Linked DNA regions of Homo sapiens: region 1 is linked to region 2. A link is an interaction called in ENCODE POLR2A ChIA-PET data of the cell type or tissue named here. Cell type or tissue: OCI-LY7. All regions are shown on one strand. Links, peaks and the distances in the headings refer to the core of each region. The heading gives the core; the rest is flanking DNA. Region 1 has its middle 14 kb from the start of RPS6KA5. Region 2 has its middle 10 kb from the start of GPR68.

Region 1 (4,386 bases), core at 140-4,139, 180 kb before region 2:
CAGCTACTCGGGAGGCTGAGGCATGAGAATGGCATGAACCCGGCAGGCAGAGCTTGCAGTGAGCCAAGATCATGCCACTGCACTCCAGCCTGGGTGACAGCAAAAAAAATAAAAAACATAAAATAAAAATAACAGTCATTTTTCTTGAGTAGTGTGGAATAGAAGGATAAGATGGAAGATGGCTCCCATGCCTTTTGTCACCAGGTGTTACACCCATGATTATGTGATTTATGTGGTGAAAAGGATTTTGCAGATGTCATAAAAGTTAATTACAGGCCAGGTGCAGTGGTTCATGCCTAGCACTTTGAGAGGCTGAGGCGGATGGATTGCCTGAGCTCAGGAGTTCGAGACCAGCCTGGGCAACATGGATAAACCCCATCTCTACTAAAAGTTCAAAAATTAGCCAGGTGTGATGGCACACGCCTGTAGTCCCAGCTACTCAGGAGGATGAGGCACGAGAATTGCTTAAACCTGGGAGGCAGAGGTTGGAGTGAGCCAAGATCGTGCCACTATACTCCAGCCTGGGCGACAGAGTGAGATTCCATCTCAAAAAAATTTTTTAAAAATTAACTCTGTCATCCAGGCTAATGTTTGTGTTTTTAGTAGAGATTTTTGTATTTTTAGTAGAGACAGGGTTTTGCCATATTGGCCAGGCTGGCCTCAAACTCCTGACCTCAAGTGATCCATCCCCGTCGGGATTACAGGTGTGAGCCACCGCTCCTGGCTGCATGAAAAATCTTTAATGCAAAAGGGTTATCTGGTTGCTGGCTTTGAAAATGGAGGGGACCAAGTGGAAAGGCCCTGAGGAGCAGCCTCTAGGAGTTAAGAGCCGCTCCCTTGCCAACAACCAACAAGGAAACAAGGACCTCAGCCCTACACCTTCAAGAACCTGCAAGGCAGAAGGATCACTTGAACCCAGGAGTTCGAGGCTGCAGTGAGCTATGACCGTCTTACTGCATAAGATAAATTGAAGATAAATGAAGTTAGCAAGGCCAAGGTGGGAGAATCGTGTGAGGCCAGGAGTTTAAGACCAGCCCGGGCAATATAGCAAACCCCCATCTCTACAAAAAAATTTAAAAATTGCCTGGCACGGTGGCTCACACCTATAATCCCAGCACCTTGGGAAGTAGAGGTGGGCAGATTGCTTGATCCCAGGAGTTTGAGACCAGGCTGGGCAACATAATGAGACCTCATCTCTACCAAAAAAAAAAAATATATATATATATACACACACACACACACACACACACACACACACACACACACACAGTCAAGCACCTGTATTCCCAGCTACTTGGGAGGCTGAGGTGGGAAGATCACATGAGCCTAGGAGGCCAAGTCTGCAGTGAGCTGTGATTGTGCCATGCACTCCAGCCTGGGCAACTGAGCGATACCCTGTCTCAAAAAAAAAAAAAAAAAAATATATATATATATATATAAACCGAGTGTGATGGCATGTACCTATAGTCCTAGCTACTTAGAAGGCTGAGGTGGGAGGATCACTTGAACCCAGGAGTTCGAGGCTGCAGTGAGCTATGATGTGGTCTCATTGGACTCTAGCCTGGGTGACAGAGTGAGAACCTGACTCAAAAAAACAAAAAAAGAATGAAGGTAACAGCATCTTTGTTCTTCAGACAGATTCTCTCTGACATCTACCTCCCAATTTCTGCCCCATATAATTTTATGGCTAAAAAACATTTACCTTCTATTCTTAACCATAATTAAGTATTCCACAGACTGACCGTAAAACATGAAAATCACTTAAACAGCATTTATTAGGTTGGTGCAAAAGTAATTGTCATTTTTGCCATTGAAAGTAATGGCAAAAACCATATTGCAGTATTCTCTAATATTATTTTCTCTGAAGAGGCAAAATGTTTATAAGAATTGCTCTTCTTGGCTGGACATGGTGGCTCATGCCTGTAATCCCAGCACTTTGGGAGGCTGAGGCTGGCAGATCACCTGAGTTCAGGAGTTCAAGACCAGCCTGACCAACATGGAGAAACCCCATCTCTACTAAAAATACAAAATTAGCCGGGTGTGGTGGCGCATGCCTGTAATCCCAGCTATTCAGGAGGCTGAGGCAGGAGAATTGCTTGAACCCAGGAGGTGGAAGTTGCAGTGAGCCAAGATCGTGCCATTGCACTCCAGCGTGGGCAACAAGAGAGAAACTCCGTCTCAAAAAAAAAAAAAAAAGAAGAATTGCTCTTCTTTTTATCGTACAAACTTCTTTCCCCTTGGATCTTCTATTTGCCTTTCTTGCATTTTTTCTTTATCATGGTTCATTTTACCCTAGTTTCTTTATCCAATTAGGTATTTTGCTGAGTTTTTAAGGCCTCCTCTCTGAGGCTCATCATCCTCCTCCTACAGGGTTGTCACAGTAGCATTTACTTTCATGGCTTTCCAGGGCCAATTGTCTTTTGTATTTAGGGTAGAGACAAGGTTACACCATGTTGGCCAGGCTGGTCTCGAACCCCTGGCCTCAAGTGATCTCCCCACCTCAGCCTCCCAAAGTGCTGGGATGGCAGGCATGAGCCACCGCACCCTACCTAGAGTCATGTTTTTAATTAATAAGAGCCCTTGTTTGTCCTTTGTTGGGCATCCTATCTTTCTGAATATATTGTATTGGAGCTTTTTAGTTTGCTTTGATTTGGGTTCTCTTCCTCAAAATAAGTGCGTCCTCCAGGGTTGTTGTTTTATTTTCCTGCTTGCTTTAGTCTTTCTAACTGGCTGACTGTGGGAAAGGACAAGAGGAAATGGAGTAAGGGCTGCTCCTTCCTCTTGACCAAATGCGTCTTATAATACCTGAAGTCAATGTTTGCTACCACCAAAGAAGCAATCAGCACTAGCCCGGGTGGTTCATTTCCTTATTTATTCAGCATCTTTACTGGACCCTTTCTGTGTGCCAGTGCTACAGAGGTTATAAAGATGGATAACAGGCCGGGAGCAATGGCTCATGCCTGTAATCCCAACACTTTGGGAGGCCCAGGTGGGCAGATCACCTGAGGTTGGGAGTTCGAGACCAGCCAGGCCAACATGGTGAAACCCCATCTCTACTACAAATACAAAAATTAGCTGGGCGTGGTGGTGGGTGCCTGTAATCCCAGCTACTTGGGAGACTGAGGCAAGAGAATTGCTTGAACCTGGGAGGTGGAGGCTGCAGTGAGCCAAGATTGTGCCACTGCACTCCAGCCTGGGTGACAGAGTGAGACTCTGTCTCAAAAAAAAAAAAAAAGATGGAAAACAGTGCCTGCCCTTAAGAAGCTCATAGCTAGGTAAGAGAAGACAGACATAGAAACAAGTACAGTCTCCCTCAGTATCTGTGGGGGATTAATTCCAGGATCCCCAAGGATACTAATATCCATGGATACTCAAGTTCGTAGCATCTGTAGATGCTCATTTTACTCTATGTATGAAATATAATATTTGCATGTAACCTGTGCACATCCTCTCATGTACTTTATAATCTCTAGGCTACTTATAATACCTAATACAGTGTAAATGCTAGGTAAGCAGTTGTTACACTGTATGGGTTTTTTATTTGTATTTTTTATTGTTTTTTTCTTCCTGAATCTTTTCCATCCAAGGTTGTCTGCAGATGTAGAGTCTGCAGATGTAGAAGCCATAGATAGGAAGGGCCACTGTGTGTGCAATAGTGTCTTGAGTGTTCCAATAGGAACCTGTTTAGGACCCGGTGGAGGTGGAAAAGGGCAAGTGCTCAAAGCTACTGGGAAGGATCTGGGAAACTCCACAGGGATGGTGATACTTGGGTCAGGATTGAAAGATGAGTGGGCATGGGTGAGGGATGGAGTAGGAATCCAGGATTCTAGGCAGAGGGGGCAGTGAGAGCAAAAACAAAAAAGCAAGACACCGTCCCAGGAGTGCTGGGGACTGCAAATTCCCAGAACCCCAGAGCAATGAGGCTGCATGAGGGAGGGAGTTACGGGCTAGACCACGGTGTCCTGTGTTCCGGGTCACAGTGCCAGCACGACTCCACAGGAATGGGAAGTACTAACAGCCTGGACACAGGGCAGTGCCATGATCAGATTTTTGTTTCAGAAAGTTCCAGTAGGCTGGCACAGTTGCTCATGCTTGTAATCCCAGGCCTCTGGGAGGCCAAGGTGGAAGGATCACTTGAGCCCAGGAGTAAGATCAACCTGAGCAACATCGTGAGAGCCTGTCTCTACAAAAAATGAATAAAATTAGCCAGGTGTGGTGGTGTGTGTGCCTGTGGTCCCAGCTATTCAGGAGGCTGAGGTGTGAGGATCACTTGAGCCAAGGAGGTGAAGGTCGCAGTGAGCCGTGATCGTGCCACTGCAGTCTGGGTGTCAGAGCAAGGCAAGCAAGCAAGCAAAGAGTGGGGAGAGAGAGAAAGAGAGAGAGAGA
Region 2 (4,386 bases), core at 247-4,246:
ACTGTTGAGCTCAGGAATTTGTTTCCCTGCCTCCTTTTGGAAGCGATCCTGTGTGTGCAGGTAGGGGCAGAGGGAGTAAAGCCAAACGTAACTATAGCATCTCAGATTTGCAGACTCTCAAACCAGCCTCACACCTCAGTGAGGTGACAATGGCTAACATTTTCATCTCAGTTTTACAGAAGCCCAGCCACAGCAGGTGACCTGCGCAAAGCTACACAGCCTCTGGCTCCAAGGCAGGGCTCTCTCCCCTGCCTGTGCCCTCTCGCCACCGCAGCCCCTGTTCTCCAGCTGGGGGACCACCCAGAGGACCACCTGGACCCTGCTGCCTCCGTTGGGCCATTTGCTTGGCGGAGTAGTTGGGGGGTGGGGGGCCTGCAACCTAGGACCCCACCTGGCGCTGCCCCAGCCCACCGAGCAGTGAGCCAGCTCTCCCCTCATCGGTGGCAGGGGGAGCTGTCGGGATCTCAGGGCTGCCCTGAGGGGCCGCGCAGATCTGGGGGATGTAAAGGCCCAAACGGACTCGGAATGGCCGGTGCGGCCGGGCTCTGGGAAATGAAGGGCTCGCGGTGTCTCGCACTTTTTGTGGGGGCGGGAGTAATTACCAGGTGGCCGCGGAGCCAGCCGAGGGGGCGGCTGCTAACCCGGGCGGCGACCGCAGGCGGAGACGCCCCGCCCGGGACAGGGACCGGGCCGCGCCGGCGCTCGCGGACAGACACCCGCGGTCCCGGCCGCTGCCGCGTCTCCCGCCCCCGCCACGCCCCGGCGGCCTCGCTTGGGGCGCGCCCCCGCCTCGCACGCGCACGCGCCTGCACCCGCACTGGCCCGCCCGGTTCCCCCGCGCTCGCGGGGCCGCTCCGGGGGAGGTGCCGAGACCCGGCCTTGGCCCGCGCGCGGTTTCCGGGGTCCGGCGCGCCGGGGACCCACAGGCGAGGCGAGAGAAAGGGGTTGGCTCGCGGGGACACCTACCTGCGCGGCGCGGGGCTGTGGCGCCGGCCACCATTACCCCGCGCCCCTCCTCTTGCCAGCGCGCACGCAGATGGCGGGGTGGCCTGGGGAGGTCTTCGGGTCCCTTCCTGGGAACGCAGGGCCAAGTTGTGCTCCGATTCCACGCCCCCCCCACCCACGTCGGGCACACGCAGCCCTGAGTGAGGGTCCATGCCCTGCCTTTCACGCTGACCACAGCCCCTAGGCTTGGCGCCTGCCGGGAAGGGCCGCAATGGCTCAGGGACCCCTGCCCCCACTACCATCCTGCCCTGGGGGGACAGGCTCTAGAACACTGCGTGGGGCTCAGAGTGGGCCTAGCTGTAAAAGGACAGGGGTCCTTCTCCAGCCACGCCCACTCCCGGGTGCCCTGGCTGTCAGCAGCCTCTCACCACAACCGCAGGGTGAGAAGCCCAGAGAACAGTCCAGGAGTAGCCCTTCTGTCCTTTACCACGTCCGTGTGCCCAGCACGGGCAAATCAGTAGCCACGCAATAAATGAAGTGCGGTGTTGCAGCTCTGGGCCTCTCTGCACCTGCCCTGACCTCAGCCTGTCCAGCCCAGCCTGGGGATCTGCACTTAGGTTTGCAGCCTCCTGGGTCCCTGCCCGGTGCTCCTCAGAGCCGGAGCCTGTCTGCCGCAGGGATGGCTTAGAGGACCTCCTACTGACCTTCTTGATAATTCAAGGAGGCCTTAGGCCCCTCTGCCCCACATCCTCACAGATAATAGTAATAATAGTCCCAGCCCGCATCTATTGAGCACAGCTGTGTGCTGGGCTCTGTTGTTAAGTACTTAATTACATTAACTCATTTGATGTTCAGGGCTCTATGATGTAGACAGTATTGTTATTCCCATCTTATACATAGGGGAATGAGGCACAGAGAGGGCAAACAACTTGCCCAAGGTCACACAGGTGGTACGTAGAGGCCTCGGGATTCAAATCCAGGCAGTTGGGTACAGAAGCCCTCCTCCTACCCACATCCTGTCCCAAGCCACCCTTGGCTGTTTCCTTCTGCTCTTTCACAATTGCATACCTTGGCTCCTGTGGCCCTCCCCACTCTATAGACCTCCTGTTTCCCACCTCCTGAACTCCTGCCCCCATCTTAAGACCCCAAGTCACTTCCCCTAGGGAGCATTCTTGGTTGCCCCAGGTAATGTGTGCTGAACCCTGCTGTGTGCCCTTAGCCCCTTTCCCAGCATTGCACTGCCGCTGGGGTCGCTGGCACACAGCTGTCTCTCTACAGGGCCCTTGCTCTCAGCCCAGTTATCCTGCTCAAAGCAGGGTGCCCCCATTCCTATTTGTGAAATGAATGTCTGGAACTGTCACGGCAAGAGTCTGCAGAAGGTTGGGCGGTTGTCAGGACAGATGGTTGCAGGTTAGGGATGAAGGGTGATTGGAACTGCAGGCAGGGGAGGTAGAAGGAGAAAGAGAGCAAACATCTCACCTTCTGCTAACCCCTCTAGGTGGCTCAGTGCTCCACACGGTGTGACTTAGCCTCTAGGTGAATCTCCAGAAGGATGGACAGTGGGTAAGAGGACAGAAGGTGCCCTAGCGGGGGAAGGCCGGGGAGCAGGAGGAGGCAGAGAGAGGCACAGGGAGTGTGGAGGCGGGAGGATTTGCTTTTCTCACTGGGCACTACCCCAGCAACATCCCAGCAGGCTAAGAGGCTGGATAAGCCTCCTCTGCTGGTCTTCATTTTGAAATTCCTCCTTAGAAAGTCCTCACAAGTGGAATTTTCTGGGTTGACTATGCCATAAAAATTCACATCTGCTTTCTAAAAGTTGCCAAACTGAATGTAGTTGTGAAGAGTTTGGCGTTGAAAGCCAGTGTCAGCATTTGAATTCCAGTTGTACTACGCGCTAGTAGGGTGACCCTGGACAAGTCTTTTAACCTCTCTGTGCCTGTTTCCATCTGTGAAATGGAGACACATCTTCAAATGAGGGCTAAGATGATTACATGAGTTAAACCAAGTAAAGCCCTTAGCTCAAGGCCCAGCACACATGAGGGTTCAATAGATGTTAGCTGTTATTATCACTGTCATTGGACATTCCAAATATCCTCTTATTTGCAGCTCTTATCATTTATTATTTATTTATTTATTTTTGAAACAGGGTCTCACTTTGTCGTCCCCCAGAGTACAGTGGAGTACAGTGGCGGCTCACTGCAGGCTCAATTGCTCTTATCTTGTAAATGCTTCCTGTGTCCTTAGTGCCTGTGCATGATCTCTTTTCATCTCCAAAACAAGTAGTTTTATTCTCTCCATTTCACAGATCAGGAAACTGAGGTTTCATAAATTGCCTGAGGCCACTCAATTCCCAAGTGACTGAGCCAGGACTTGACAGGAGTTCTGACTCTGAAGCTGTTTCTTCCAATGATTCTGTTCTGCCTCGTCTTATCTCTCTAGGAAAGAGGTGGGCTGTTTTAAAGCTCATTGTCAGTTGCCAGATCGAGGACTCTGACTATCAGGAGTACAGAGCATGCCCTGTAGAAAATGTATTACAGAATGAATCCTGCCAGGGCTACCACACTGCACAACCTCAAGGGTGCCGTGCATGCTGCAATCTATCAGTTGGTGGTCCCTGGAGTTGGCACAGTGTGCCAGTACTTGGTGGCCCTGTCTCCTGCCTCTCTTTTTCTTTTCTTTTGTTGAGACAGAGTCTCCCTCTGTCACCCAGGCTGGAGTGCAGTGGCATGATCTTGGCTCACTGCAATCTCGGCCTCCTGGGTTCAAGCAATGTTCATGCCTCAGCCTCCTAAGTAGCTGGGATTACAGACGTGTGCCACCACACCCAGCTAATTTTTAGTATTTTTAGTAGAGACGGGGTTTTACCGTGTTGGCCAGGCTGGTCTCAAACTCCTGGCCTCAAGTGATCTGCCTGCTTCAGCCTCCCAAAGTGCTGGGATTACAGGCGTGAGCCATCGCACCCAGCTATGCCTCTCTTTTTTCACCCCACATTCTCCGTTTACAGGTGCCTAAACATATCCAGTGCCTTTCACAGTCTCAATGCTGTTAAATTAAAACAAAGTCACTTTTGATTCATGCTTCACTTTTTAGAGACAGACAGCATGGCTCTTATTATAGTTACTTAAAGATCTGGAACTGGCCAGTGGAGTCTGAGAAGCTTGGGCTGTTGCCAAAATACAGACTTGGGCATTTCTGGCCATGCTTTCCCTAAGAAAATGCTGGAGCTGGAGAACCATATAGAAATTCATCATACTGCTTGCAAAGTCACTTTTGACTGGATTTTGCTATGTTTCTTGGTGTCAAGATGTCCAGTCCTTGGCAGAGACAGCAGAATTTGTTGTTTTGTAAATAAAACCTGGCTTTACAAGCAACAAAACAGCTCACTAATGGTAAATTAAGCACATATTGTCTTCCAGAACCTTCCTGAGCCTAGAGAATGTA

What was found. Peaks named below come from ENCODE experiments on the same cell type or tissue, not always from the same donor. Only the 100,000 strongest peaks of a DNase experiment are listed, where the experiment ranks them.
Region 1: POLR2A ChIA-PET joins it to region 2 with 7 read pairs; 8 of 35 experiments call an interaction of 5 or more read pairs at or near these places.

Annotation. Positions count from the first base shown.
Region 1 is chr14:91,072,893-91,077,278 of GRCh38, forward strand. It overlaps a transcript of DGLUCY not described here. Among named protein-coding and RNA genes, the nearest start is that of RPS6KA5, 14 kb to the left of the region's middle. In OCI-LY7, for the core only: no CTCF peak of the experiment used is centred there; no DNase peak of the experiment used is centred there.
Region 2 is chr14:91,252,749-91,257,134 of GRCh38, forward strand. It overlaps a transcript of GPR68 not described here. Among named protein-coding and RNA genes, the nearest start is that of GPR68, 10 kb to the left of the region's middle. RefSeq lists silencers at 644-793, 824-883 and enhancers at 847-1,378, 1,379-1,910. In OCI-LY7, for the core only: CTCF peaks have their summits at 458, 657, 2,463 and 2,676; DNase peaks (open chromatin) are centred at 533 and 1,943; H3K4me3 peaks cover 904 bases.